2 separate regions of the Homo sapiens genome follow, and region 1 is linked to region 2. A link is an interaction called in ENCODE POLR2A ChIA-PET data of the cell type or tissue named here. Cell type or tissue: Caco-2. All regions are shown on one strand. Each heading gives the region's core, and the rest is flanking DNA. Links, peaks and the distances in the headings are about the cores only.

Region 1 (14,586 bases), core at 6,587-14,586, 69 kb after region 2:
AATTTTAAAGAAATGTTTTATACAGACTGAAACTGCCTTTGCAAAATTGTAACAGGAAATTATGACAGTGCAAGAAGTCAGACCTAACCGACTCTATCTTGCTTCTAACCCTTAAGCTGTCCTTGTTTATTCCTGGGCATAGGCCGAAGTAACTTTGGGAAGGAATTCAGTTCATGGTTTGACTCTGAAACAAAATTGATAACAGCCCTTTCCCAAAAAGACCCCCTTCTTGCCCGGGGTCCAGTCTGCCTTTGTAGGACTAACAGATTAGCTACAAGATTAGAAATTACAGTTTAGAGGCCGGGTGCAGTGGCTCGCGCCTGTAATCCCAGCACTTTGGGAGGCCAAGGCGGGCGGATCACGAGGTCAGGAGATCGAGACCATCCTGGCTGACACGGTGAAACCCCGTCTCTACTAAAAATACAAAAAATTAGCCGGGCGTGGTGGCGGGCGCCTGTAGTCCCAGCTACTCGGGAGGCTGAGGCAGGAGAATGGCGTGAACCCGGGAGGCGGAGCTTGCAGTGAGCCGAGATCGCGCCATTGCACTTCAGCCTGGGCGGTAGAGCCAGACTCTGTCTCAAAAAAAAAAAAAAAGAAATTACAGTTTAGAGGTCATGCAGCCTCTGGCTCCAAGAGTCTGAACCTCCCCAAATTGCTCCTGGGGATAACATCACTGCTGTAAAACCTAAGATCAGTAATTGAGTTATTTTGCAGGCCCTGCACTCCATGGGATCAGCTGACACCACACAGACCAGTCATCTGGCCCAACCAGTTCTGCCATCTCACCCAGGAACAGAAGACATTAAGAAAATCTAACTTCGACCCTCTATGATTCCATCTCCAACCTGAGCAATCAGCACTCCCCACTTCCCAAGCCCCTACCTGCCAAATTATCTTTAAAAACTCTGATCCACGAAGGCTCAAGGATTTAAGTAATAATAAAACTCCAGTCTCCCACACAGCCGGCTCTGCGTGAATTACTCTTTTGCCATTGCAGTTCCCCTGTCTTGATAAATCGGCTCTGTCTAGGCAGCAAGCAAGGTGAATCCATTGGGTGGTTACAAAACGGGGTCTCACTATGTTGCCCAGGCTGGTCTCAAACTCTTGGGCTCAAGCAATCCTCCAGCTTCTGACTCCCAAAAGCTGGGATTATAGGCATGAGCCACTGCACTTAGACTAATTTATATTTTAGGTGACTTCTAAGTATTACCATCATAAAGAACACTGTGGGCTGGGCACGGTGGCTCATACCTGTAATCCCAGCACTTTGGGAGGCTGAGGTGGTCCCTGGAGCTCAGGAGTTCGAGACTAGCCTGGGCAACATGGTGAAACCCTGTCTCTATTAAAAATACAAAACAATTAGCCAGGAGTGTTGGTGCCTACCTGTGGTCCCAGCTACTCAGGAGGTGGAGGTGGGAGGATCGCTTGAGCCCAGGAGGTCAAAGCTGCAGTGGGCTGAGATTGTGCCACTGCACTCCAGCCTGGGTGATAAAGTGAGACTCTACTTCAAAAAAATAAAAAATAAAGAAAAGAAAAAAAAGAAAGAACAGTGTGAAAAAACTCAGTGTTACACTTGTGCATACATGCATGCTGTCCTTTTTTTCCTCATTAAGAAACATTTCCAGAGTAGGAGTTGCTGAGTGAAAGAATATGCAAATCTCAAAGGCTTTGGTGTGTATTACAAAATTGCCATGAGAAAGTTATCCACATTCTATTTTCTCTAGGACTGTGTGTGTCCCTATTTCCATACAGTCACAACAATACTGAGTAGTATTAATTTTTTTTTTTTTTGAGACAGAGTCTCGTTGTGTCACCCACGCTGGAGTAAAGTGGCATGATCTCGGCTCACTGCAACCTCCACCTCCCGGGTTCAAGCGATTCTCCTGCCTCAGCCTCCCAAGTAGCTGGGACTATAGGCACCCACCACTATGCCCAGCTGATTTTTTTTTCTTTGTATTTTTAGTAGAGACAGGGTTTCACTATGTTGGCCAGGCTGGTCTTGAACTCCTGACCTGGTGATCTGCCCACCTCAACCCCCCAAAGTGCTGGGATTACAGGCGTGAGCCACTGTGACCGGCCAAGTTTACTGCTTTTCTATTGAAACTGTTCTCATACCCGTGTTCCCAACTACACCTTAATTGAATAATAAAAGAAAATAAGGACATTAAATGAGAACAGGAATTGGAATGAGACCAGAAAAAAAGGGAGGAGTTCAAAATATGTTCTGAGAGCTTTACCATTATGAATACTCAGCTCTGGTTTTCCCCCAAAACTGGCTGAACCAGTATGGATGTTCCAGGCAGAAACAACTTTAAAGAAGTGAATAGTGGCCCTACCCTGGTCCACCACCTAACCTGGTGGTTACAGAAGGAGGAACACAGTCCTCCTGTGTTCCAGGTGCCAGGAGGTGACTGACTATAGCATCAGTCATCACTGCACACCCTACCTGGAATTAGTATATAAAGCTACGCGGAGCGATCTCTGCCCCTGACCCTGGAAAAATCTGTCTCACCCACAAAGATGTGGGCTCAGCTCCTTCTAGGAATGTTGGCCCTATCACCAGCCATTGCAGAAGAACTTCCGTGAGTGCTTGGTGTCAGAATTGGTTTATTAGGGCAGCGGCTTCTTCGCCTAACTTTCTCAAACATTTATATGGAGATGGGGAGATCAACTTTGGTTTATCTTAATTTCCTCCTCCTTTTTTCTCTTCTTTGGTTCCACTGATCCTTTACCCAGAGAGGGAGGCTGACGCATGAAGAGGAAGCTTTAAAAAAGATAAATATTAAAATGTGCCCTGTTTTCTGAAATAGGCCTAATTTCCTCCTTGGTGCTCTAGGCATGTGTGCTCGGTGAGGGCCTCCTGATGGCGGAAGTTGAAGACTGTGCACTGAGTCGTTGCCCCTCTGCTTCTTGTAGAAAATGAGGTGCATAAGGAAGGCAGGGGCTTGGTCTGTCTAATTCACTGCTACTTGCTGAGCGCTTAGGAGAGTGCTGGATTTTTCGAGTGAATGAATCATTATTGCCCTGAAATCCTTCTGCTCCTTTAATAGAAACTACCTGGTGACATTACCAGCCCGGCTAAATTTCCCCTCCGTTCAGAAGGTTTGTTTGGACCTGAGCCCTGGGTACAGTGATGTTAAATTCACGGTTACTCTGGAGACCAAGGACAAGACCCAGAAGTTGCTAGAATACTCTGGACTGAAGAAGAGGCACTTACATTGTATCTCCTTTCTTGTAAGCACAGACTCAGCCCTCACTCGAATCCCTTACTTGCCTATTCTCCTCCCTAGGCTCACTATAATCTACTTTAAGTATAATTTCTGTTATCTTTTGCCACGGCCTCTAAACCTATTTTTTCTCAACTTAACCTCAATCCCCGGCTATAACTCACCCACGGTTTCCTCGACCTAGGATTTCTCCCTTTAGTTCCTGACCTTAATTCTTCCTCGTGGTAATTTGTTTTATGTCTCTATCCTTGCTACCCCCATCTAACTCAGCTCTTTCCTTTAACTCACTGTTGGGTTGAGACCAGTTGATTCTGTTCCCCCAATCCCTTACCCCTCCCCAGAAGTCCCCTTTCTTGGTCAGGTACCACCTCCTGCTGGTGGCACAGAAGAAGTGGCCACAATCCGGGTGTCGGGAGTTGGAAATAACATCAGCTTTGAGGAGAAGAAAAAGGTTCTAATTCAGAGGCAGGGGAACGGCACCTTTGTACAGACTGACAAACCTCTCTACACCCCAGGGCAGCAAGGTAAGAGTCACATATTTGGGGTTCGACTAAAACCTGGGGAAACCGCTGTGCACAGGGGTAAAGAGGGGATTTGTGGTTTGACAGTAGGCTTTGGAAAAAAAGGAGTGCAGAGGAGAGGAAAATCTGGGGGGATTAAGTAGTGCAAGTGTTGAATACATGCTGCGCTACACAAGCAAGAGAAGTAGGTGGGGGTTGCTACTGAGTTTGTGTATCTAAAACAAAAGTACACATTTCTTCTGGAATAGAATTTGGCAAGTATAACTGGGTTGCTGGGCCTTACAACAAACTGCTTGTAAATGGCTAAGAAAGCACTGAGGGCATTTGGCTTGAGCTACTGGGGTTTTTTTTTTTTTTTTTTTTTTTTTTTGTATTTGTTCATTCGTCCTTACAGGGGCACTTCATTCTGAGATTTCAAAGTCAGGCACCCTGAAAAGAAACTATGTTTGGGTTTTTTTTATTTTTTTATTTAAAATTTTTGTGGGTACATAGCTGGTGTATATATATTTATGGGGTAGATGAGATATTTTTATACACACACACAATGTGTAATCATTACATCAGGGTACATGTGTATCCATCACCTCAAGCATTTATCATTTCCTTGTATTACAAACAATCCAATTATACTCTCTTAGTAATTTTTAAATGTGCAATAAATTATTGTTGACTGTAGTCACTCTTTGTGCTAAAAACTACAAGATCCCTAGATCTTATTCATTCTAGCTAAATATATTTTTGTACCCATTAACCATTCCCACCCCACCCCTCATCCTGCCCACCATTACCCTTCCCAGCATCTGGTAACCATCATTCTGTTCTCTCTCTCTCTTTCAAAAAAATTTTTTTCCTTTTACCTTATTTTTTTCCACACACTTAAAAATTATTATTCTATTCTCTATCTCCACGACTTCAATTGTTTTAATTTTTAGCTCCCACAAATAAATGAGAACATGGAAAGTTTGTCTTTCTGTGTCTGGTTTATTTTACTTAACATAATGACCTCCTGTTCCATTCAGGCTGTTGCAAAGGATGGGGTCTCATTCTTTTTTATGGCTGAATAGTACTCCATTATGTATGTGTACCACATTTTTTAATCCATTTTTTATCATCTGTTCATAGACACTTAGGTTGCTTCCATATCTTGGCTATTGTGAATACTGATGCCATAAACATGGCAGCACAGATAGTCTTTGATATACTGATTTCCTTTCTTTTGTATATATACTTAGCAGTGGGCTTGCAGGATTATATGGAAGCTCTATTTTTAGTTTTTTTCAGAAACCTCCAAACTGTTCTCCATAGTGGTTGTACTAATTTACATTCCCACCAACAGTGTATGAGGGTTCTCTTTTCTCCACATCCTCACCAGCATTTATTATTGTTTGTCTTTTGGAAAAAAGCCATTTTAACTGGGGTGAGATAATATCTCATTGTAGTTTTGATTTACATTTCTCTGACAGTCAATGATTTGAGCACCTTTTTTATATACCTGTTTGCCATTTGTATGTCTTCTTTTGAGAAATGTCTATTCAGATCTTTTTGCCCGTTCTTTAATCTGATTACTAGATGTTTTCCTATACAGCTGTCTGAGCTCCTTATATATTCTGGTTATTAATCCCTTGTCAGATGGGTAGTTTGCAAATATTTTCTTTCATTCTGTGGGTTGTCTCTTTGTTGATTGTTTCCTTTGCTGTGCAGAAGCTTTTTAACTTGATGTGATCCTGTTTGTCCATTTTTGCTTTGGTTTCTTGTGCTCCTTGGGTATTACTCAAGAAATCTTTGCCCAGACCAATGTTCTGGAGAGTTTCCCCAAAGTTTTCTTATATATAATAGTTTCATAGATTGAGGTATTAGATTTAAATCTTTCATCCATTTTGACTTGATTTTTCTATATGGAGAGAGATGAGGGTCTAGTTTCATTCTTCTGCATATGGATATCCAATTTTCCCAGAACCATTTATTGAAGAGCCTGTGCTTTCTCCAGTGTATACACTTGTCACCTTTGTCAAAAATGAGTTCACCCTAGACATGTTTCTGGGTTCTCTATTCTGTTCCATTGGTCTATGTATTTGTTTTTATGACAGTACCATGCTGTTTTGGTTACTATAGCTTTGCAGTATAATTTGAAGTCATGTAATGTGATTCTTCCAGCTTTGTTCTTTTTGTTCAGAATAGATTTGGTTATTTTAGGTCTTTTATGGTTCCATAAAAATTTTATGATTTTTTTTACAAAAGTCCTAAGATTTAGGATGTAGAATTTCTGTGAAGAATGTCATTAGTATTCTGATAGGGATTGCAATGAACCTGTAGATTGCCTTAGGTAGTACGGAATTTTAACAATATCAATTCTTCCAATCCAGAAACATGAAATCTCTTTTCATGTTTTTGTGTGTCCTCTTCAATTTCTTTCATCAGTATTTTATAGTTTTTATTGTTGAGATCTTTCACTTCTTTGGTAAAGTTTATTCCTAGGTATTTTATATTATTTATAGCTATTGTAAATGGAATTATCTTTCTTAATTTCTTTTTCAGATTGTTCCCTGTTGGCATATAGAAATGTTACTGAATTTTTTTTGTTTTTGAGACAGAGTCTCCCTCTGTTGCCCAGGCTGTGGAGTGCAGTGGCGGGATCACTGCTTACTGCAACCTCTGCCTCCTGGGTTCAAGTGATTCTTGTGCTTCAGCATCCCAAGTAGCTGGGAGTACAGGCATGCGCCACCATGCCCAGCTAATTTTTGTTTTTGTTTTTTTGTTTTTTGAGATGGAGTCTCATTCTGCCGCGCAGGCTGGAATGCAATAAATGGTTGCTCATTGCAGCCTCTGCCTCCTGGGTTCAAGTGATTCTCCTGCCTCAGCCTCCCGAGTAGCTGGGTTTACAGGTGAGCGCCACCACCCCTGGCTAATTTTTGTATTTTTGGTAGAGATGGAGTTTCGCCATGTTGGCCAGGCTGGTCTCCAACTCCTGACCTCAAGTTATCCTCCCCACTCAGCCTCCCAAAGTGCTGGGGTTACACGCGTAAGCCACCACGTCTGTCTTCTTGCACTTTTAGGATTCTTTTTTGTTTTTTATTCCTTGATGTTTGGGAGTTTGATTATTAAATGTCTTGAGGTAGACTCATTTGGGCTAAATCTGCTTGGTGTTCTATAATCTTGTAATTAATATTGATATCTTTCTCAGCTGGGCTCAGTGGCTCATGCTTGTAATCCCAGCACTTTGGGAGGCTGAGGTGGGCAAATCACCTGAGATGAGTATTTCGAGACCAGCCTGGCCAACATGGCAAAACCCTGTCTCTACTAAAAATACCAAATTAGCCAAGCAAGGTGGCCTGTGCCTGTAATCCCAGCTACTGGGGAGGCTGAGGCAGGAGAATCACTTGAACCAGGGAGGCGGAGGTCACATGAGCCAAGATCACATTACTGCACTCCAGCCTGGGCAACAGAGCGAGACTGTCTCAAATAATAATAATATTGATATCTTTCTCTAGGTTTGGAAAGTTCTCTGTTATTTTCACTTTGAATAAACTTTCCATCTCATTTTCTCTCTCAACCTCCTCTTTAAAGTCAATACCTCTTTTTTTTTCTCTTTGTTAAATTTATCTGATAAGATTCTGAATTCTTTCTCTGTGTTATCTAAAATTTTGTTGAGTTTCCTCAAAACAGCTATTTTGAATTCTCGATCTGAAAGATCACTATCTTTGTTTCTGGGAGATTGGTTGCTGGTGCCTTATTTAGTTCATCTGGTGAGGTAATTTTTTCCAACATGGTCTTGATGTGGATGTTCATTGGTGTCTGGGCATTGAAGAGTTAGGTATTTATTGTAGTCTTGGCATTCTGGACTTGTTTGTACCTGTCCTCCTTGGGCAGACTTTCCAGGTATTTGAAGGGACTTGGGTGTCGTAATCTAAGTGTTTGGACTCTGCAGTTCATCTGCATTAGGGAGGACCCCATGCTCAGTATCTCTGTGGCTCTTGAAGGCTCATAGAGGTACCTCCTTGATGGTCTTGGATAAGATCTGGAAGAATTCCAGATTACCAGGAGGAGACTCCTGTTCTCTTCCCTTACTTTCTCCAAAACAAACAGAGTTTCTCTCTTTGTGCTGAGCTGCCTGGAGAGAGGGGTGACACAAGCACCCCTGTGGCCACCAGCATTGGGACTGCACTGGGTCAGATCTGAAGCCAGCACCGTACTGTGTCTCACCCAAGGCCTGTGGTAACCAGTACCTGGCTACTGCCCATGTTTGCTCAAGGCCCTAGGGCTCTACAGTCAGCAGGTGACAAAGCCAGCCAGGCTTGTGTCCTCCCCTTCAGGGTGGTGAGTTCCCCATGACCCTGGAAGGTCCAGAGATGTAATCTGCGAGCCAGGGCCTGGAGTCAGAAACCTTAGGAATCTACCTGGTGTTCTGTTCTACTGCAGCTGAGTTGGCACCCAAGCCATAAGACAAAGTCCTTCCCACTCTTCCTTCCCCTTTTCACAGAGGAGTCTCTCTCTGTGGCCACCACTACTCCAGGCCCACAGGAGTACTGCCTGGATACTTCCAGTATTCTCTCGAGGCCCAAAGTCTCCTTTCACCAGCTTGTGGTGAATGGTGCCTGGCCTGGGACTCTCTTTTCAGGGCAGTGAGCTCTCCTCTGACAAACAGCAGGTCCAGAAATGGCATCCAAGAGCCACAGCCCATAACTGGCGACCCCAAGGGCCTGCTTGGTGCTGTACCCCACTGTGGCTGAGCTGGTACCTAAGCTGCAAGACAAAGTCCCCTTGACTCTTCCCTCTCCTTTTCTCAAGTAGAAGGAGTCTCTCCCCATAGTCACCACAGCTGGGAATGTGCTGAATCACTGGAAGCCAGCATGTCTCTGAGTCTCACCCAAGGCCCACGACAAGTACTGCCCAGCTATCACTGCTGAGTATTTAGAGCCCCAGGGGCTAATCGGAACTCAGCTTCCAACCGCTGGGATGGGCAGTTCACCCCTGGCTAACGCTGGTCTAAATGCTCCCTCCATGGGCACTGGCTGAGTTCTGCCCTGTGTGCTTTCCCCTGTGATTGGGCAGCATTGCATTCTAAAGCCAAGTCCCACAGTCACTGTGCTCTCCCGCCCTCAAGCTCATCGATTCTGTCTCTGTACCACAGTCACTGCTGGGGGATGGCGGGGAGGGGGTGAATCAGCAATTCAAGTGTGTCTTTTCTACCCTCTTCAGTGCCTCTTTCAGTGATATAAAGTTAAAACCAGGCACTGTGATCACTCTTCTGATTTTTGGTTCTTATGACAGTGCTGTTTTGCGTGGGCAGTTGTTCAGTTTGGTGTTACTGTGGGGGATGAGGAGGGTGGTCAATGGAGGCTTCTATTCTGCCTCTTGCTCTGCCTCCTGAGCTCCAGGCCTGTGTTTGGACTTTACCTTACTCTCAGAGCAGGTTTTGTAAAAAAGTAAAACCTGTTGGGGTTTTGCTGACTCAGAGCATGTGTGAGGAAGGAGGAGGGATAGAGGAAAGATTCTGAGCAGGAGGCGGAGCGCGGTGGCTCACGCCTATAATCCCAGCACTTTGGGAGGCCAAGGCAGGTGGATCACCTGAGGTCAGGAGTTCATAGACCAGCCTGGCCAACATGGTGAAACCCTGTCTCTACAAAAATTAGCCAAGTGTGGTGGCACCTGCCTGTGGTCCCAGCTACTCCGGAGGCTGGGGTGGGAGAATCACTTGAGCCCAGGAGTTTGAGGCTGAAGTGAGCCACGGTTGTGCCACTGCACTCCAACCTGGGTGACAGAGTGAGACCCTGTATCAAAAAAAAAAAAAAAAAAAAAATTCTGAGCCAGGAAACATCCCCTTTGCTAATGATGCCTGTTCCTTTCCAGTGTATTTCCGCATTGTCACCATGGATAGCAACTTCGTTCCAGTGAATGACAAGGTGAGTTGGGAGGAGGAGAAGGAGTGGCGCAGGGAGAACAGGGAAAAGGATGAGAGATTCTCTAGGGTGGAAGTCCTCTCAGCCTGGGCGTGGCAAGGCGAGGCCCTCTGGGTTGGAGACTGCTGTGTGCGTGGGACTGGAAGTGCTGGGCGAGCTTCAGGGAGCTAGCCTAAATCAGCCTAGGAACAAGCAGAGGTAACCAGTTCTCAGCTTCAGTATCTACACATTCATCAGGTTCTTGAGAGATGGTTATGCTCCTTGTCATTTTATTTTATTTATTTGTTTATTTAGAGACAGAGTCTCGCTCTGTGGCCCAGGCTGGAGTGCAATGGCGTGACCTCAGCTCACTACAACCTCTGCCTCCTGGGTTTAAGCAATTCTCCTGCCTCGGCCTCCCAAATAGTTGGAATTACAGGCGCGCACCATCACGCCTGGCTAATTTTTGTATTTTTAGTAAAAACAGGGTTACATCATGTTGGCCAAGCTGGTCTCAAACTCCTGACCTCAAGTGTTCCACCCACCTCGGCCTCCCAAAGTGCTGGGATTACAGACAAGAGCCACCATGCTCAGCCCCCTTTCATTTTAAGAGTTTTCGCAAACTTCAAGACCTTTTCTTCAGGACTGACAAAAGCATTTTTTTTTTTAAGGCAGAAAGGAGAATGTCCGCTTCCACTCTGTTTCTATGAGGCAAAATAATTTACAAAGTAGGTAATTCTCTTAGGGCAACATTAAATAAATACATGCCAAAGCTTAAAATGTAGCAACATTTTGCGAATATTTGATTTTTCCTTGGACTCCCCATCCCTAGAATCATAAGCCTTACCACAGGTTTGATTTCAAGTTGGAGCATGTGTCATTTCTACATGCTTCTGAGACACTTACCTCCCGGACACCCCTGCTTTCTTCCTCTTCCGTCTGTCCCAGCCTGTGTATTCAAATGAAACTTTTAGAGATAAACATAGAGAAAGCATGATTTCCATTTTCCATCTCCGTGTTCTCAGAGCTGCTGTTTCCTTTCCCTATGTGCAGGGGAGTTATTAGCTTGTTATGATTGGTAATGCCCTACCCGCTACTCTCTTTCCCAATATAGATTTCCTTTTACTTCCTCCTTCCCATCACCTATGGCTTTTCTTTGGTAGGTATAACGTTGAGTACTTCTTACTTTTTTTTTTTTTTTTTAACATTTTAAGACAAGGTCTCATTCTGTCACCTAGGCTGGAGTGCAGTGGCAGTCATGGCTCACTGCAGCTTTGACCCTGCCCCGGGCTCAAGTAATCTTCCCATCTCAGTCTCCCCAGTAGCTGGGACCACAGGTGTGCACTACCACACCTGGCTAATTATTTTATTTTTTTGTAGAGTTGTGGGGGGCGGGGGTCTCACCTTGTTGCGCAGGCCGGTCTTGAGCTCCTGGCCTCTCTCGCTTTGGTCTCCCAAAGTGTTGGGATTATAGGCCTGAGCCACTGCACCCGGCCTGAGTGCTTACTTCTTAACAGACTGTTTTCTCTAGAGCTGCAACAAGGAAGTGCTGGGTTCAAAGCGTGGCCCGCAGCAGCACTATTTTAGACTCACTTACCCTCAGGGTTGATCTCATTAACTACCCCTGTTACGATTCAAATGAAGCGGGATTACTTCCAGGTGTTCTGTTTTCTGCAGTTAGGCTCTTTCTCTTGTGAAATTACTCCTTCCTCCCCACTCTATTTCTCCAGCCAAACTCTCCCTCCAAATTCAGTTGAAACACTGAGATTAACAAAAGGAATTTTACCAAGAAAGCTAGGATAAAAATTGTGTTTATGTAACCACCCAATGGGTTCACCTTGCCTGCTGCTTAGACAGGGTTGATTTATCGAGACAGGGGAATTGCAATGAAGAAAGAGTAACTCACCCAGAGCCGGCTGTGTGGGAGACTGGAGTTTTACTGTTACTCAAATCAGTCTCCCTGAGCATTTGGAAATCGAGTTTTTTTTTGTTTTTGTTTTTGTTTTTTTTTGAGACGGAGTTTCATTCTTGTTGCCCAGGCTGGAGTGCAATGGCGCGATCTCGGCTCGCCGCAACCTCTGCCTCCCAGGTTCAAGTGATTCTCCTGCCTCAGCCTCCCAAGTAGCTGGGATTACAGGCATGCGCCAACACGCCCGGCTAATTTTGGTACTTTTAGTAGAGACGGGGTTTCTTCATGTTGGTCAGGCTGTTCTTGAACTCCCGACCTCAAGTGATCCGCCCGCCTCGGCCTCCCAAAGTGCTGGGATTACAGGCGTGAGCCACCGCGCCTGGCCAGGAAATCGAGTTTTTAAAGATAATTTGGCAGGTAGGGGCTTGGGAAGTGGGGAGTGCTGATTGGTCAGGTTGGAGATGGAGTCATAGATGGTCAAAGTGAGGTTTTCTTGCTGTTTTCCTCCTCCTGGGTGGGATGGCAGAACTGGTTGAGCCAGATTACTGGTCTGGGTGGTGTCAGCTGATCCACTGAATGCAGGGTCTGCAGAACATCTCAGGCGCTGATCTTGGGTTTTACAACAGTGATGTTCTCCCCAGGAGCAATTTGAAGAGGTTCAGACTCTTGGAGTCAGAGGCTGCATGACCCCTAAAGTGTAATTTCTAATCTTGTAGCTAATTTGTTAGTCCTGCAAAGGCAGACTGGTCCCCGGGCAAGAAGGGGGTCTTTTTGGGAAAGGGCTGTTATCAATTTTGTTTCAGAGTCAAACCATGAACTGAATTCCTTCCCAAAGTTAGTCTGGCTTACACCCAGGAATCCACAAGGACAGCTTACAAGTTAGAAGCAAGATGGAGTCGGTTAGGTCTGACATCTTTCACTTTCATAGTTTCCTCAGTTATAATTTTGCAAAGGCGGCTTCAGTCCCTCCCTTTGGGTTTTATAACACCTTAATCTTCAGGTGTGGGCTAGGAAGATGGGAAAAGGCTGTCGATTGTTCTGGCTTCTTCCTGCTGAGAGGGGGCGTAGTGAGGGTACCTAAGGTGAGAGGAGTGGAACTGCTTAGAAGCAAGATAGCGTTGGTTAGGTCTGATTTCTTTCACTGTCATCGTTTCCTCAGTTTTAATTTTGCAAAGTCAGTTTCATTTACACAGCACAATATTTAATCCCCAAACAAGTAAAGTAAGCCTGATATTAACTGACCCTGTCTAACTTGATTGCTATACTCAGTTATTCAGAAACTCCAGGCAACTTCCAGTCGGAAATGCTACTTTCCTTTTTTTTTTTTGAGACGGAGTTTCGCTGCGTTGCCCAGGTTGGAGTGCAGTAGCGGGATCTCAGCTCACTGCAACCTCCCCCTCCTGGGTTCAAAGGATTCTCCCGCCTCAGCCTCCCAAGTAGTTGGGTTTACAGGAATGTACCACCACATCTGGCTAATTTTGTATTTTTAGTAGAAATGTGGTTTTACCATGTCGGTCAGGCTGGTCTCAAACTCCTGACCTCAGGTGATCTGCCCACCTCAGCCTCCCAAAGTGCTGGGATTATGGGCGTGAGCCACCATGCCTGGCCTCAGCAATGCTACTTTCCTAGTGAAACACTTATTTTCTTCCAGAGCCTATTTCTGGCCAACTGATGTCTTTCCTGATTCTTGATCCCTGTGTGAGAAAAGTACTTTGTTATCGAAGTGTTTTTTGTTGTTGTTGTTTTGTATTTTGTTTTTGAGTTACTTTGTCACCCAGGCTGGAGTGCAGTGGCATGATCCCGGCTCAAGCAACCTCCACTGTCCGGGTTCAAGTGATTCTTCTGCCTCAGCCTCCGGAGTAGCTGGGGTTACAGGCATGTGCCACCATGTCCGGCTAATTTTTGTATTTTTAGTAGAGAGGGGTTTCACCATGTTGGCCAGGCTGGTCTTGAACTCCTAACCTCAGGTGATCCAACCGCCACAGCCTCCCAAAGTGCTGGGATTACAGGTGTGAGCCACCGTGTCTGGCCTAAAGAAGTGTTTGTTTGTTTTGTTTTGTTTTGACTTTATGGAAATTTATAGCAATCTTAGTGATATTCTCCTCCTGATGTTTATATAGCCCAGGTTTGTGGAAGTCCTAGCTCATCGTGATCCTTAGATCTCCTTATTTTTTGCTTTTTTTGAAGAATTGCCATTATCCCTACTATCAAGGCTGATATTTGTATTTAGTGGTTCAGCTTCTTCACTGGTTGGCATCACATGACACTTGGCCCAAGAATAAAAAAATCAAGGACTGTCTTGATTTCATTTTCTTCTTTCCAAGTTAGATCCAAACTGGTCTTCTCTTTTGAATACCTTTGCAGTCTCTCTGAGCCCCTCTCCTGCTATTCACTGAATTCCAGCTTTCAATCTCATCTAGTTGCAAGCACAATGACCTGTTCCTCACAAACTTAATGGTTTCACATCTATTTAGCAACTACTGTCTTGAGGAAAGTGATACATGATTCTCCAATGGAACTATTTCAAACAATTTTAAAAATAATTATTTGCAATGCTTGAAAGTAAGCTTCCTGCCCACAAGCATTCAGATGGTAAAGGAAGAAGCCAGGAGATGGTTGGCTACCAAGAAGAGGTTTAAACATTGAGGAACCCCCTGGTGCTAATACTTCTTTTAGGGCATGTTTCTTGTGCAAGAGCTCAGTCACAGGGTACTGAGACTGGTCTGACGCTCCAGTTCTTCAAATCTTTTGGAGACTGGCAATTCCTTTGAGATTCCTGCCCCCACTCTTACCCTCCTCCTGCCTTGTTTCCCTCCCAAGAAGTCTGTGCCCCCATTGTTATTCTTTTCAGGGCACAAAAGAGCCATTTAGAAAGGAAGAAATGAAGAAATGGGCAAGAGGGAAAGGAAGAATTCTTTGTGAACTTTTGCTTTCAGCAAACTTATTCTTATTGCTGTCAACCTTCTTTAACCCGCATTATCTGGTTTTCCTTTTCAGTACTCCATGGTGGAACTACAGGTAAGCGGAAGTTTCTTTCTCTTCTCTGTCAGTTG
Region 2 (16,018 bases), core at 4,462-12,461:
ATCCCTCCTTTCCCCTCCCCACCATGGGAAGAATTTAGAACCATATATCAAAAACAGCCACTTCCGTTGGCACAGAAATAGACAAATAGAGCAGTGGAACAGGCTAGAGAATTCAGAAATAAATTGAGGTAACATACTGCTATATTACTATATCCTAATATCGTATATTAATGTATTCTATAATAATATATCACACATGTTTTAATTCAGAGATAAAAAGATTTGCTAGTGAATAAGGTTTCATTATTGGCTAACCTGGGGAGAAGTACAAATCTAGACCCCTGCCTCAGCATATATCAAAATAAATTTTAGTTTGTCATGAAAGAGTTTAGGGAGTAGTAAAAGGAGACTATTTACCTTGTCTTTATATATTTTTGTATTATTTCACTGTTAAAACAGTTCTAACAAAGAAAACTTAAAAAAAAAATGTAGTTGGTTCTGAAATAGCAGATTGTGATACAAGAAGATTCAGATAATAGGTATCATCTGCCCACAATTGATGACTTAACATGTATTTTTATTCTTTTCAATCATAGGTAAAGCTGTTTTCTTGGCTCGAGATAAGCACCATTTGGCTGATCTAAGCCATCTTATTCGCCATGAAGCGCCATACCTGTTCCAGAAGTATGTTAAAGAGTCTCATGGACGGGATGTACGTGTCATTGTCGTGGGAGGCCGTGTGGTTGGCACCATGTTACGTTGTTCAACAGATGGGAGAATGCAAAGCAACTGCTCATTAGGTAAAAATAATGCAATTATCTTTCTAGTATATAAAGTAACATTTATAATTGTCCAGTGAGTATTCATATGTATGTAACTCTAGACCTTCTTAATAAGTTGAAAAACGTATTTCCTTTTACATGTAAATATGATTTTTACACATGCCATCAATGTAATTAAACTCTTGAGTTATTTTTCTAGTAATATAATTCTGTTTCACTGAATCATATTAAATCTGCCTTCACCCGTTCTCAATTTGTAACCCAATTTACACATGTATTGGTTATCTGACAAAAGTTAAGAGATTCCCTCTTTGGTGATGTACTTATTTTGTATATAATTGGAGTTCCTATAAGATGTCATAACCCATTTTACCCATTGGTCCAAACAAGATTGCTGATTTTGATTTTCTTAAATATGTATTTTCTCAGATCTCTTATTGTTAGGTACATCAGAGCTTAGGCTTTGGGTTTTTATCCTCCTCTTCTCTGTTTATATCACTTCCTTAGTAATCTTGTACAGCTCATGACTTTAAATACCATTTGTATGTTTATTATTTCCAAATTTCTATCTCCAATTTAGGCTTTTTTCCCTGCTCCACCTCCAGGTTTATATAAGGAATTGCTTACTCAGTATCTCCAAAACTGAACTCCTTACAATGTGTTCTACCTGTAGTTATCTCCTTATCATTTTATTCTTATATATGTATATATGTATGTATGTATGAGTGAGTGAATGATGGGGTCTTGTCTGTCTCCCAGGCTGGAGTGCAGTGGCAGGATCACAGCTCACTGCAGCCTCAACCTCCCAGGCTCAAGCGATCCTCCTGCTTCAGCCTCCTAAGTAGCCGAGACCACAGGCACATGCCACCATGCCCGTCTAATTATTTTATTTTTTGAAACGAGCCTCACTCTGTCACCCAGGCTGGAATGCAGTGGTGCAATCTCAGCTCACTGCAACCTCCACCTCATGAGTTCAAGTGATTCTCCTGCCTTAGCCTCCTGAGTAGCTGGGACTACAGGCACCTGCTACCATGCCCAGCTAATTTTTTTATTTTTAGTAAAGACGGAGTTTCACCATGTTGACCAGGCTGGTCTCAAACCTCTGACCTAGGTGATATGCCTGCCTCGGCCTCCCAGAATGCTGGGATTACAGGCATGAGCCACCACACCCAGCGCCGGGCTAATTTTTTACATTTTTTTTTTTTTGTAGAGATAGGGTCTCCCTATGTTGCTCAGGCTGGTTTCAAACTCCTGGGCTCAAGTAATCCTCCTTCATTGGCCTTCTAAACTTGTGGGATTATAGATGAGAGCCACCACATCCAGCCTCTCTCTATTGGTTAATGACAGCTCTGTTTTTCTGATTTAGACCCAAATCCTTAGAGGCATCCTGGTCCCTCTCTTTTCTTATACCTCATATTCAAATTGTCAGGAACCCCTTGAAATCTCTACTCAGAATGTTTCCAAATCTGACCATTTTTTACCATCTGCACTCCTAATACCACCTTCTCTTATTTGGATTACCTACAGTAGCCCCTTAAGGGGTCTTCTTGCTTCTACCCTTCCCTCCTAATCTCTTCCTAACACCGCAGTGATATGACGGATGCTTTTACATTGCAAGTCAAATCAGCCTTTGCTCAAAATCCTCCGATAGGGCCGGGCACAATGGCTCACACTGGTAATCCCAACACTTGGGGAGGCTGAGGCAGGAAGATCATCCTGACCTCAAGGTTCAAAACCAGCCTGGGCAATCGAGGGAGAGACCCTGTCTCTACAAAATATAAAAATAAATTAGCTGGGGCCAAGCTTGGTGGCCCAAACCTGTAATTCCAGCACTTTCGTAGGCCAAGGTCGATGGATCACTTGAGGCCAGGAGTTCAAGACTAGCCTGGCTAACATGGTGAAACCCCATCTCTACTAAAAATATAAAGTTGGCCAGGTGCAGTGGCACATTCCTGTTTAGTCCCGGCTACTCTGGAGGCTGAGGCATGAGAATCTCTTGAACCAGGAGACAGAGGTTGCAGTGAGTCAAGATTGCACCACTGCACTCCAGCCTGGGCAACAGAGTGAGACTCTGCCTCAAAAAAAAAAAAAAAAAATTAGCTGGGCATCATGGCATGCACCTGTGGTCCCAGCTGCTCAGGAAGCTAAGGCAGAAAGATTGCTTGAGCCTGGGCGGTCGAGGCTGCAGTGAACCATGATCGTACCACTGCACTCCAGCCTGTCTCAAAAACAAAAATAAAAAAAATTCCTCCAATAGCTCCCCAGTTTCATTCCCAGAAAAATTTTAAGTTCTTGCCCTGGCTACCAGGCCCCAGATTCCTACTTATCTCTCTGAGATCTATAATCACATGGATGAATCTCAGAAACATAATGTTCATTTAAAAAGGCAAGTCAAAGAAGAGAATACATGTATTGCATTTATATAAAATTTAAATATATGCAAAACTAAACAATGCAGTGTTGGGAATACAAACATTTAGTAAAACTAAAGAAAAGGCAATATATTGATAAGTATGAAATTCAATATGGTGGCTTATTCAGAATACATGATAGAGTAAGAACACAGTGAAGATTTGAAAGATATTGGTTATATTAATTTTACTTTCTACTTTTTTTTTTTTTTTTTTTTTTTTTCTGATGGAGTCTTGCTCTGCCACCCAGGCTGAAGTACGGTGGTGTGATCTCAGCTCACTGCAACCTCTGCCTCCCAGGTTCAAGCAATTCTCGTGCCTCAGCCTCCTGAGTAGCTGGGACTACAGGTGTGCACCCCAATGCTGGGCTAATTTTTGTATTTTTAGTAGAGATGGGGTTTCACCATGTTGACCAGGCTGGTCTTGAACTCCTGGCCTCAAGTGATCAGCCTCCCAAATTGCTGGAAGCCACCAGGTGTGAGCCACCGTGCCCAGCCTACTTCCTATTCTTGAAAAATGACTTCTGCCTCCTTGAATTAGCTCTTCATGTCTCATTTTAATTTTTCATTATAACACGTCCTGCTGACTAGCTAGAAGAGAGCTAAATGGCATCTTTTCTTTTATGAGTCACTTTTACTTTACTACATTGAGATTTAATTAATAGTTACTCTTCATAGTTCAGGCAAAAGGAACTTTAGAAAGTAACTTAGTTTTATATTAAGAAGTATACTTTTTTCATTAAGTTTGTTTTGAGGTCAGGTGCTGTGGCTCAGTCCTGTAGTCCCCCACCCAACACTTTGGGATGCCGAGGCAAGAGAATGGCTTGAGCCCTGAGGTTTGAGACCAGCCTGAACAATGTAGAGAGACCCCATCTCTATAAAAAATTAATTAATTAAATAAGCCAGACGTGGTGATTCACACCTCTGGTCCCAGCTACTTGGGAGGCTGCATTCTGGCCTAGGTGACACAGCAAGACCCTGTCTCAAAAAAAAAAAAAAAAAAAGTTGTTTTGAGATCATTGAGGCTTACAAAAAGGTATAAAGGATTCCTTTGCACCCATTAACCAGCTTTAGAAATAAGTTGTCAATATAGTTATCTGTTTACTCTCTCTGATCATTTTCTTCTCTCTTCCCCACATCCTGAACTTGGTATTTATCTTTCCTATAATGTACTTTTAGTTCTTCTGTCTGTATTCCTAAACTAGTTATTATTTTATGTTATAAAACTTCATCCTTAGATACATCGTCAAGAGTATTTCTGGGTTAGCCCATTCACCCAGAAGTGGGATTTCTGTGTTGTAGTGTATTACAATAACTTCAGCTCTACTAGATATTGCCAAATGATTCTCCAAAGTGAGCATACTACCTTAGAATTTCTCCTCATTGAATAGTTTCTTATAGTGCCAACTTCTTGCCAACCTGTAAGGTCGGTAGACATTAAACCTGCCAAAATAATGTGAACTTTTGTCTTTTTTTTTTTTTTCCTTTTTCTGGAGAATGGGGTCTCGCTATATTGCCCAGGCAGGTCTCGAACTCCTGGGCTCAAGCTATCCTCCTGCCTCTTGCCTCCCTGAGAGCTGGGATTACAGGCGTGAGCCACTGCGCCTGGCCTGTCATGTCATTATTTTAATTTATCTCTCACTGTTGAGATTATGCATCTGTTTGCTTTTTTTTAGTGCATATTCTGGTATCTCATCTATGAATTGCCTGTTCAGGTCCTTTGTGTCCTTTTTTAATCGAGATTTTTTTTTTCCTTTTTTGTATTGATCTGCAGGCTCTTTTTCTTTTTTTCCTTTATAAAAATACCTTATTTTTTATCGAGGTGAAGTCTTGCTATGTTACCCAGGCTAGTCTTGAACTCTTAGCCTCAAGTGATCCTCCCATCTCAGCCTCCCAGAGTCCAGTGATTACAGGTTTGAGCCACTGCACCTGACCAGATTTATCTAATCTGACTTCAAATTCTTCTGTCAGTTATATGAATTGTAAGTACAGTATTTTCATCCCAGTCTGTGGTATTTCTTCTTCTTTTTTTTGATTATAGATTTTGATGGACAAAAATTGTCCCTTTTAATGTCAAGCATATTCATCTATTTCTTTATATTCTCTACTATTTTTAAATTGAAGAAATTCTTCTCCACCCTTTGGTCATGTTCAGTTCTTGAATAGTCTTCTAAAAGCTTTTCCGTGTTTAGGACTTTAATCTACCTGAAATTGATTTTGCTGTTCAGCATCATGAAGGAGATCCTGTTTTCTTTTTTCGAAATGAATAACCGGTTGTCTGAACACTACTTATTGAATAGTCTGTTTATTACTACTTTGTAACGTGTTTAATTTCCATATGTGCATTGGTCTATTGCAAGGTCCCTTAGTCTATTGTATCGTGCTTTTTATGTATGAATACCAGTCTTTATTCTTTTGGTACTATGGGTAGATATCTGATAGAGCAAGAGCCTCTCTACCTTGTTTGCCAGAATTGAATTGCAATTTGTATTCAGTGTTTTACTATTGTGAGCAATAATACTATAAACATCCTGTGAATATGCTTTGCTTTATATACTGGTGCCTTTGTCTTGATAAGTCTCATCAAGGTTGGAATTGATGGAACAAAATACATATTTAAAAAAATGTATGGCCAGGCACAGTGGCTCATGCTGTAATCCCAGCACTTTGGGAGGCTGAGGTGGGAGGATCACTTGAGGTCAGGAGTTTGAGACCAAAGGGCAACATGGTGAAACCCCATCTCTACTAAAAATACAAAAATTAGCTGGGCATGGTGGCAGCCACCTGTAGTCCCAGCTACTCAGGAGGCTGAGACAGGAGAATCACTTGAACCTGGGAGGTAGAGGTTGCAGTGAGCCAAGGTCGTGTCACTGCACTTCAGCCTGGGCAACAGAGCAAGACTCCGTCTCTAAATAATCAATCAGATTACTTTTTAAAAAGCCCATAACTTTTTGCATTTCAACTTGCAATTTTTTTTCCAATCAGATGAGAATTAATTGCTATCTTATGGCTATTTTAATTTGTATTTTTCTCACCATGAACGATGAGAGAATCTTTTCATAGTTTATTTGGTCATTTGTATTTACTTGTGTATGTATTGCTCTTCATTATATTTGCTTAGTTTTAAATTGGGCAGTTTTGTCTTTTGCATAGCATTTCTGACCAACGACTACTAAATGCCAATATGTCCGCCCCAGATCTCAAACAAGCAGAAATGCCACCATACAATTTCCAGATTCTCCCCAGTTGAGAACCACTGCTTTAGAACCTCCAGTATAGTGTTAAGCAATAAGGATTGCAGTGATTTCTGTCTAGTTTCTGATTTCCACTGAAATAGGTTTAGTGTTTTGCTATTTAGGATACTATATTTAAGGAGATTGATTCTATTAGAGATTCTATTAGAGTGTTTAGGAGGGATGATTGTCAGATTTTATCCTGTGCCATCTTGGCATCTTTATTTTTTATTTATTTTTATTATACTTTAAGTTCTAGGGTACATGTGCACAACGTGCAGGTTTGTTACATATGCATACGTGTGCCATGTTGGTGTGCTGCACCCATTAACTCGTCATTTACATTAGGTATATCTCCTAATGCTATCCCTCCCCCTTCCCCTACCCCACAACAGGCCCCCGTGTGTGATGATCCCCTTCCTGTGTCCAAGTGTTCTCATTGTTCAATTCCCACCTATGAGTAAGAACATGCGGTGTTTGGTTTTTGTCCTTGCGATAGTTTGCTGAGAATGATGGTTTCCAGTTTCATCCATGTCCCTACAAAGGACATGAACTCATCCTTTTTTATGGCTACATAGTATTCCATGGTGTATATGTGCCACATTTTCTTAATCCAGTCTATCATTGATGGACATTTGGGTTGGTTCCAAGTCTTTGCTATTGTGAATAGTGCCACAATAAACATACGTGTACATGTGTCTTTATAGCAGCAGCATTTATAATCCTTTGGATACATACCCAGTAATGGGATGGCTGGGTCAAATGGTATTTCTAGTTATAGGTCCCTGAGGAATTGCCACACTGTCTTCCACAATGGTTGAACTACTTTACAGTCTCACCAACAGTGTAAAAGCATTCCTATTTCTCCACGTCCTCTCCAGCACCTGTTGTTTCCTGACTTTTTAATGATCGCCATTGTAACTGGTGTGAGATGGTATCTTATTGTGGTTATTGATTTGCATTTCTCTGATGGCCAGTGATGATGAGCATTTTTTCATGTGTATGTTGGCTGCATAAATGACTTCTTTTGAGAAGTGTCTGTTCATATCCTTCGCCCACTTGTTGATAGGGTTGTTTTTTTCTTGTAAATTTGTTTGAGTTCTTTGTAGATTCTGGATGTTAGCCCTTTGTCAGATGAGTAGATTGCAAAAATTTTCTCCCATTCTGTAGGTTGCCTGTTCACTCTGATGGTAGTTTCTTTTGCTGTGCCATCTTGGCATCTTTAATTTAGGACCAGAAAGGTTCACAGCTCAGTTTTATTTAGCTATCCTAATAAGGATCCTTAAGACCTTTAATTTCTTGGTGTGATGGATTATGTTGATATATTTTAGATTAAAAATAATTTTTCTGGCCGGGTGCAGTGGCTTATTCCTGTAATCCCAGCACTTTGGGAGGCCAGGGTGGGCCTTGAGCTCGGGAGTTTGAGAGCAGCCTGGGCAACATGGCTAAACTCTATCTCTACAAAAAATACAAAAATTAGCTTGGCATGCTGGCACATGCCTGTAAACCCGGTTAACTCAGGTGGTTGAGACGAGAGGGTGAGGGGGAGATAGCAAAAAAAAAAAAAAAAAAAGAATTTGTTTTTCCAAATTGCCCTTTGCATTTTAAAAATAAACCTTCTTTGGATAGCTTACTGTTCTTTCAAAAATTACCGAATTTGTTTTTTTCATATTTTATTTAGATCTTTTTTTGTTTCAGTTGCAAGATTTAATAGAGCGAAAACAGAGCTCCCATAAAATGGGAGGGGACCCAAAGGGGATTGTCGCTCCCTGCTCAAATGCCTGGGGTTTATATACCGATCATTGCCCCTCCCCCTGTGCTCTTCAGGCGATAATATGATTTGACTATTTCTTTACCGCCTGCTTTAGCCTAATTTGTCTTTTAGTGAGCCCTGTTTACTACCTGATTGGTCGGGTGTGAGCTGAGTTACAAGCCCTGTGTTTAAAGGTGAGTGCAGTCACCTCTCCCAGCTAGGCTTAGGAATTCTTAGTTGGCCTAGGAAATCCAGCTAGTCCTGTCTGTCAGTCCCCCCTCTCAACAGGAAAACCCAAGTGCTGTTGGGGAGGTTGGCTGACGACTGCTTTTAACTGCTTCCTGCTGAATTGGGGTATAGTAGGGGTCGTGCAGTCGAGATTTCCTCGGGAGGGGTGCCTTCGATGTCATTAACATCGGAGCATGGGCTAGCAGGCCGGTCCAGGGGTCTGCGGTAGATCTTAGTCATGGACTGCATCTGGGGCCCCATTTGAAGAACCATTTGTAGTTTTATAGCTTTGATTCTGGAAGAGACAAACTTAACAAGGAGGTTAAAGATACAGGAATTGAAATGTATGACCTGAAGTGCAGGGGCATATGGGTGTGGGTGGTGAAAGTGGGGTTTCCTTTAGAAAAACTACAATGGGGCGTCAATATTTCTGGGAAGCTGCATTCTCCATAGAAGCTCTTGGTAAAGGGAGCTACTGGTAGTACAGCGGCAAGGAGGAGGTGCAGCGAGAGTGAAAGGTTTGGTGAAGGGTTTTAAGTAACTACCATTGGTTGGCTGCAGGCAAAAGTATTTTTCCTTCTTTGGTGGCTAGCCATCCTGAGGGGAGGAAACTACATCCTCGTGAGGTTCCCCATTCTATTTCTTCTTCTGAGTACTGGGGCTTGGTTTCCCGGAGGGGATTACCCCATGCTAGGGTCCTTCTATAAGCATTTCTAATGGAGGGTCCTGCCTTGCGGCTCTTTTGGCTTCAGTGTCGTCTTGGTGGTTCCCTTCTACTTCCCTTTCCTTTTCTTTCTGATGACCCCGGCAGTTTAAGACTGCCACCTCTTTAGGTTTCTGTACAGCCAAGAATAATCTCCTAATGGCTTCCTGATGTTTGATAGGTGTTCCTTGGAAGTTAGGAATTCCCTTTCTCTCCATATTGCTGCGTGGTCATGGAGGACTAGGTAAGCATATTAGTGTCTGTATATATATTTACCCTTTTTCCTTCTAATTCTAGTGCCTGAATGAGGTCTGTTAGTTCTGCCAGCTGAGCGCTAGTTCCTGGAGTGAGGGGGTTACTTTGAAGTATTCCATTATCACTGAGCACTGCGTACCCTGCTTTTCGAAGTCCTTTTTCTACAAAGGAACTTCCATCAGTATACAAGTTGAGGTCGGGATCAGTCAAGGGAACCTCTAGAAGGTCCCCTTAAGCGGCGTAGGTGTGAGCAATCACCTGTTGACAGTTATGTTCTTTTTTTTATTGTCTGGAAGAAATGTGGCTGGATTAAGAGTTGCACAAGTGCACAGTTGCAGCACTGGCTCTTTAATAGAGCCTGATATTTAAGCAAATGGTTGTCTGACAGCCACAAGTCTCTTTTAGCAGTGAGTATGCTGTTTACATTATGAGATGTCCACACAGTAAGATCTCTTCCCTGTATTATTTTAACTGCTTCAGATCCTAAGACTGCTACTGCTGCCACTGCCCATAAACAATGAGGCTAACCCTTTGCCACTACATCAGTTTCCTTACTCAGGTATGCCACAGGTTGCAAGCTGGTCCCTCGGACCTGTGTAAGGACTCCTAGAGCTATTCCTGTTTTTTTTCTGTTACATGTAAAGAAAAGTCTTGGCCTGTTGGCAAGCTTAACACTGGGGCTTGGGTTAGGGCCTTCTTTAGGGCCTGGAAAGCCGCTTTTGCTTTAGGCGTACATCTGACTAAATGGGTATTGGCTTTCTGAGTTTCCTTAATTAGTGTATATAATGGCCTGGCTATTTCGCCATACCTGGGAATCCATATTCAGCAGAAGCCTGTTATGCCACGGAACCCTCTTAGTTGCTTTAGGGTTTTGGGATGAGGATAAGCCAATATAGGCTGGATACGTTCCTCGCTGAGCGCCTTGGTGCTTTTGGATAATTTTAGCCCTAAGTATTTAACCTGCTGTGAGCAGAGCTGAGCCTTTGGTTTGGAAACCTTGTAGCCACAAGTGGCGAGGAAGTTTAAAAGCGCTTGGGTGGCTTGATGACACAAGGTTTCTGAATGGGCGACTAAAAGTAAATTATCCACGTACCGAAGGACAAGAGTGTCCTTCAGTATGAGAACTGGCTCAAGTCTTGGGCTAATGCCTGGCCAAATAGATGGGGGCTATCCCTGAACCCTTGAGGTAAAACAGTCCAGGTGAGTTGAGACGTTGGGTTTGAAGGATCTTCAAAGGCAAACAAAAATTGACAGGATGTACAGGGATGCAGAAAAAGGCATCCTTAAGGTCCAGAACTGTAAACCACTCTGCTTCCTCTGGCATTTAGGAAAGCAGAGTATAAGGGTTAGGTATAGCTGGGTATAGAGGGACAACGGCCTCATTGATAATCCTGAGATCTTGCACTAACCTCCACTGTCCGTTGGGTTTCTGTACTCCTAAAATTGGAGTATTGTAGGGGCTACTGCATGATTTTACTAGGCCTTGGGCTTTAGGTCCTTAACAATCTTTTGGAGTCCTTGTTGGGCCTCGGGTCTAAGGGGGTACTTCCTTTGGCAGGGAAAGGAGGCGGAATCCTTTAACTTGAACGGGACAGGAATTCTTCGCTTGTCCATATTGTCCTTCTGTTCCCCAGACTTCAGGATTAATTCCTTCCTCAAGTAGGGGACAATAAACGGGTGTTCCTTGTCCTATATTCAGGTGTATAATGACCCTTGCTTTTGCTAGAATGTCTCTCCCTAACAAGGGAGTGGGGCTTTCAGGGATAATTAGAAAAGCATGTGAAAAGAGTAAAGTTCTCCAGTCACAACTTAGTGGCTGGGAGAAGTATCTAGTGACTGGCTGTCCTAGGACCTCTCGGATAGTGACAGATTTGGAGGACCGTTGTCCGGGACAGGAGAGTAAGACTGAGAAGGCTGCGCCAGTGTCCAGGAGACAGTTAACCTCCTGGCCCTCAATGGTCAAGCATACCCGGGGCTCTGTGAGGTCGATGGCATGGGCTGGCACTTGCCCCAGGCACCCTCAGTCCTGCTGCTGGATCATCTGGTTAGTGGCTTCTGACTCAGAGGACCTTCGTCCCCTGGGGCAGTGGGCCTTCCAGTGATTCCCTTTACATAAGGGGCATGGACGAGGGGGCGGCTTATTTCTATTTGGACAATCTTTTTTAAAGTGTCCTTGTAGACCACACTGGAAGCAAGCCCTATTAGGCGTTGGATTTGCCCAGCCTTTCTGTTCCAGAGCCTCCAAAGTCTGCTTGCCTGAGGGCCATGACTAAAGCAGTGGCCTTTTTCTTATCTCGTTTGCCCCATTCCACCTGCTCCTCCTGATTTCTATTATAAAAAACCGAGATTGCCAAGTTCAATAGGGTTTCTAAGTTTTGCTCAGGGCCTAAGGCACACTTCTGAAGTTTTTTTCTAATGTCTGCAGCTGACTGAGTGATAAACTTATCATTTAAGATTAGTTGGCCTTTAATAGCCAGGTGACAGGGAGGAATGCTTCCTCAGTGCTTCCCTTAGTCTCTCCAGAAGGGCAGTAGGATTTTCTTCCTTTCCCTGTGTTATAGTGGACATCATTGAATAATTTGTAGGCTTTTTCCTAGTTTTCCTTAGTCCTTCTAGCACGCAAGTTAGCAAATGTCTGTGGCACCAATCTCCATGTTCTGATTCTGTGTCCCAGTGAGGGTCTACACTGGGAACTGCCTGCTGGCCTTGGGGAATTGTTCTTTCCTCTGTTGTCATCCTATCATTGACCTGACTGAGATACCAGAGATCACCAAACTCTCGGGCTGCAGTTATGGCGGCCCTTCTCTCATTTGGTGTTAGTGTCTGATTTAGCAGTAACATTATATCTCTCCATGTCAGATCAAAGGATTGTCCTAACCCTTGTAAACCACCAATATAGCCATCAGGGTTATCTGATAATTTGCCCCGGTCTATTTTAATTTGCTTCAAGTCTGAGAGAGAAAAAGGTACATGCACTCTGACTGGGCCGAATTCTCCTCCTCGCACTGCTTGGAGGGGGCATAATCGGGAAATATTGGCACTCTTTGGTTCATTGTTTACCCCTTTGTCTATCTCCTTTTGGGTCCTTATTAGTTGGGGAAGAAGCTGGGGGGACACCGGGATAGGGAGGTAGACTCTGAGGGCTTCCTGTAGGGCATAAATCACACTTTTTACATAATTGTGACTTGTTTCTTAATGAAAAGAAAGTTTGTACATATGGCACTTCACTCCATTTGCCTCTTTTTTTATACAAAAGAGGTCTAGCTGTAAGATGTTATAATTTATACTTCCGTCGGGAGGCCAGGTTTCTCCCCCTTGATGAGGATATCGTGGCCAGGCAGTACTGCAGAAGAATATAAGTCATTTCTTTCTTAGCGTTTGAGGGTCAAATTGGTCCCAATTCTCCAAAGTACATCTTAGGAGATGTACTTTGCCTTGGGGGGAATGTTTCCCATCTGAAAAAAAGAACATAGGGATGCCAGCACCCCAAATCATTTTCTGATGAGCATTAGTCCTAGAGCGTCCTCTATGGTCTTAATGCTTATTCCTTTCCAGGGTGTGTAACCACCCATGGACTTCTGCTTATCGGATTAGTTACGCTCACTGATGTAGCAGTCCTGCACCTGTTTTCCCGCCTTTCTTGACCACAAAGAAAGGGGTCCGGCTGCTGGATTCTAGTGGTCCTTTACCAGCGTGCCCAACGTTGCCTTTGCACTCAGAGGTGAATTCTAGAGCTGGGCTGGGTTCCTGAGCATTTCATAACACCCCAGCTGCCCCATCAACATGCATTCCCATAAACAACAGTTCTTAGGCAAATTTGTTTCAGAGAGGGTGTAGGTAACCTTTTGAGTCGGGATTGAGATAGAGTCTTTTTGATTCTGTAAGTACTTTAAGGTTTGGCTGAGTGCAAACAGCTCGCAGGTTTGAGCAGACCAATTATTAGGCAATTTTCCTAACTCTGCTTCCACAAGATTCTCCCTATCAATTGCTGAATACCCACTGTGTTTTTTTCCTCAGTCACCGGGAGGAACCCTCTATCTCCTGTCCTGAAGGGAGTTCCTCCTAGGTCTGGTCAGACCTTTGTATGGTAATTAAGATTTAAATCCCCTGTTAGGAAATCTGCTAGGTTAAGGGAATTTTCAGTGGTTAATGTTAAATCACCTTTTTCTAACAGAATAGCCCCATACTTTAAGATTTGAGTTAGTAAGCTAACTTTTTGCTTTTTTGACTTAGGATAATTCTGAACTGGTGAGGTGCTCACAATGAGGTTTCCTCTAAAGATTATTTTTCTACTTTTAGCAATGCAGTTGCCGCTACCGACTGAATGCATTTGGCCCATCCATGGGTCACTGGGTGAAAGATTTTTGATAGGAAGGCTACGGAGTTGTCAGTGGTCTCAGTGTTTTCGGGCTACGCCCTTGTTTACCCTGACAACAAGGTAGTATTGGAGTGTTACAGGGTCACGGAGAAGACCTTCCATTATCAATTATAGGTTTTAAATTTACCCTGGCTTTTAAAGGAATAGGGCACACTGTTTTTCCTTTACTACTTCTATCTTTCTCTTTCTCTCTTTGGCCCCCTTTGTCTCTCTTTCTCTTTTCTCCTAGCCCTTTACAAACTTGGGGCCCTGGCAAGGGTGGTGGGGAACAGGTCCCACATAACTGCCCATGTCGAGAGCTGTATGCCTAAATTGGGAGAGACACCAGGGACAAGACTCTCTGGCTTCGTAGCCTAGGGGCCTAAGGACGCAGTGTAGAGCTTCCTTAGATCCCTTTGGAAATACAGCTTGCTAGAGGAAATGAAAGTCTGAATCATTAGTACCTAGGAGGCAGGGATCAGAGGAAGTAGATTCAGAGGTAAGGAGAATTTTGGGCTACACTTTCAAGAAAGTCGTGGTCGGGACCCAGAAGCTATGGGTCAGAAGGAAAAGTAGGGGTGTACGCATGGGCATCTGTTGAGTAGAGACTTCTGTCTGCGCCATGATCTCAACCGGCTAACACCAGGAGTTCGGGATGACAGCTTTCTGCTTCTAGTCGGCCCTCAGCTATCCCAGGAAAATTGAAAGCGGAAGCTGGTTCCAGGCAGACCAACGCTCCCAATCCAGAAGGTTTGGGTTTGTTAGAAAGCTCTTTCCCAGACAACCTCACACCTGAGTCTTAAGTCTGGCGGCCATGCTAATTATTTTTAACCAGCTGACAGGTGCCTGGTATTTTCCTCCAATTCTAAGGAAGGATAGGACAGAATAGCAAGCCAAAGTGGTTCAATATTATTCACTGCTTTGGAGGTCCCTTCGTGGTCACCAAAATGTTACCAGGGGGTCCTTGTGCCTAGAGTTCCCAAGATGGCGGCAGGGCCACTTCCAATATGGCGGCAGGCCTCTTGTTCTCTGACCTGGGGTTCTTGGCCTCAGGGATTCCAAGGAATGGAATCTTGGGCCATGTGGTGAGTGTTATAGCTCTATTAGAAGCCATGGGTCACGGAAGAGAACTGTGGAACCCAGCGACTACTGTTCAGCTCGATTAGGAAGAACCCAGGCACTTAGTTGTGCAGGAACAATGGCAAGCCTTTAGCCCGATCAGGAGCAGCAATGGGTGCCTCACTGGATCAGGAGCACAGAGGACATCCTGCTGGATCTGGAGGGGTGGAAGTCAACGGTGGGTCTGGGACAGTGGCAAACAGCAGTGATGGACAGTGAGCAAAAGCTCAGCTCGAGCCGTAACAAACACGGACCACAAGTGTGTGCAGTTGCATGATTTAATAGAGTGAAAACAGAGCTCCTGTACAAAGGGAGGGGACCCAAAGGGGGTTGCCTTAGAATGTTTTCATCTGTTTTTATAAGATTGGCCAATATTATTATTTTTAAAAAACTTTATCACATTTGATATTAAGGTTATGCTGGCTTTATTTAATGTATTGGGGAGTTTTCAGTCTTTTCCTAGGGCATTCTATATTGGTAAAGTAACATTGGAATAAAGGATAGCTAAGTAAAACTGAGCCGTGAACCTTTCTCATCCTAGTTCCTTTTGCAGTAATAGCTTTTATCACTTTCTGAAACCCTTCTGTAATAATTGCCCTGTTAAAGTTTGCCACTTCTGGGGGCGGTTTTGGAAATTTATCATTTGCTTGGAAAATGATACATTTCTTTTAGGTTTCCAGTTTTTTGCCAAAGAGTTTTGTGAGATATTTGCATATGCTGCTTTTAATCTCTGCTTTGTATGTGATTCTCTTTATTGTCATTCTTATTCTTGTCAAAATAGCTTTTGTATTTTTAAAAAATTCTATCTTTCTGTTGTATTCATTTTACTTTTTGTTTTCATTATATCTCTCTTCCTAGTTTCTTTGGCTAGAACACTTAGTTTCTTGTTTCAAAATGAAGGCAATTCATGTTAAACATCTTCCTCTGGAGAATTTTCACAGTGTTGGAAGGTATTAATACAAAGCATTTTTCTCTTTTATTTACAGTTGGTTCTCATTTTCCTTTGTGATTTCTTTGATCCAAGGGATCAGTTTTGCAACCTCAAAGTAGTTAATATTCTTTTGGCTACCTTTACCATTACCCTATTACCTTCTGATTTTCTTGACTTACTAATGTTGTCAGAGAATGTGGCCTGTAACATTTTTTTTTAATTTCATTAATTTTTTTTGGTGTGTGACTAGCATAATTGTTTTTTATATTTAACAAAGGAAAAAATGTATATATGGATATATACTCTG

The links. ChIA-PET counts read pairs that join two places held together with the same protein. Peaks named below come from ENCODE experiments on the same cell type or tissue, not always from the same donor. Only the 100,000 strongest peaks of a DNase experiment are listed, where the experiment ranks them.
Region 1: POLR2A ChIA-PET joins it to region 2 with 10 read pairs; 2 of 35 experiments call an interaction of 5 or more read pairs at or near these places.

Annotation. Positions count from the first base shown.
Region 1 is chr12:8,820,132-8,834,717 of GRCh38, forward strand. It overlaps A2ML1 (alpha-2-macroglobulin like 1), which reads left to right and starts at 2,490. Exons shown (of 36, transcript NM_144670.6): 1 at 2,490-2,582; 2 at 3,051-3,234; 3 at 3,589-3,751; 4 at 9,596-9,648; 5 at 14,531-14,551. The coding sequence starts at 2,521. A2ML1-AS1 (A2ML1 antisense RNA 1) reads right to left here and starts at 11,175. Exons shown (of 2, transcript NR_046715.1): 1 at 10,531-11,175. RefSeq lists enhancers at 8,239-8,981, 11,954-12,697. In Caco-2, for the core only: no CTCF peak of the experiment used is centred there; DNase peaks (open chromatin) are centred at 9,701 and 12,086.
Region 2 is chr12:8,753,354-8,769,371 of GRCh38, forward strand. It overlaps RIMKLB (ribosomal modification protein rimK like family member B), which reads left to right. Exons shown (of 6, transcript NM_001297776.2): 5 at 537-740. Among named protein-coding and RNA genes, the nearest start is that of LINC02972, 27 kb to the right of the region's middle. In Caco-2, for the core only: no CTCF peak of the experiment used is centred there; no DNase peak of the experiment used is centred there.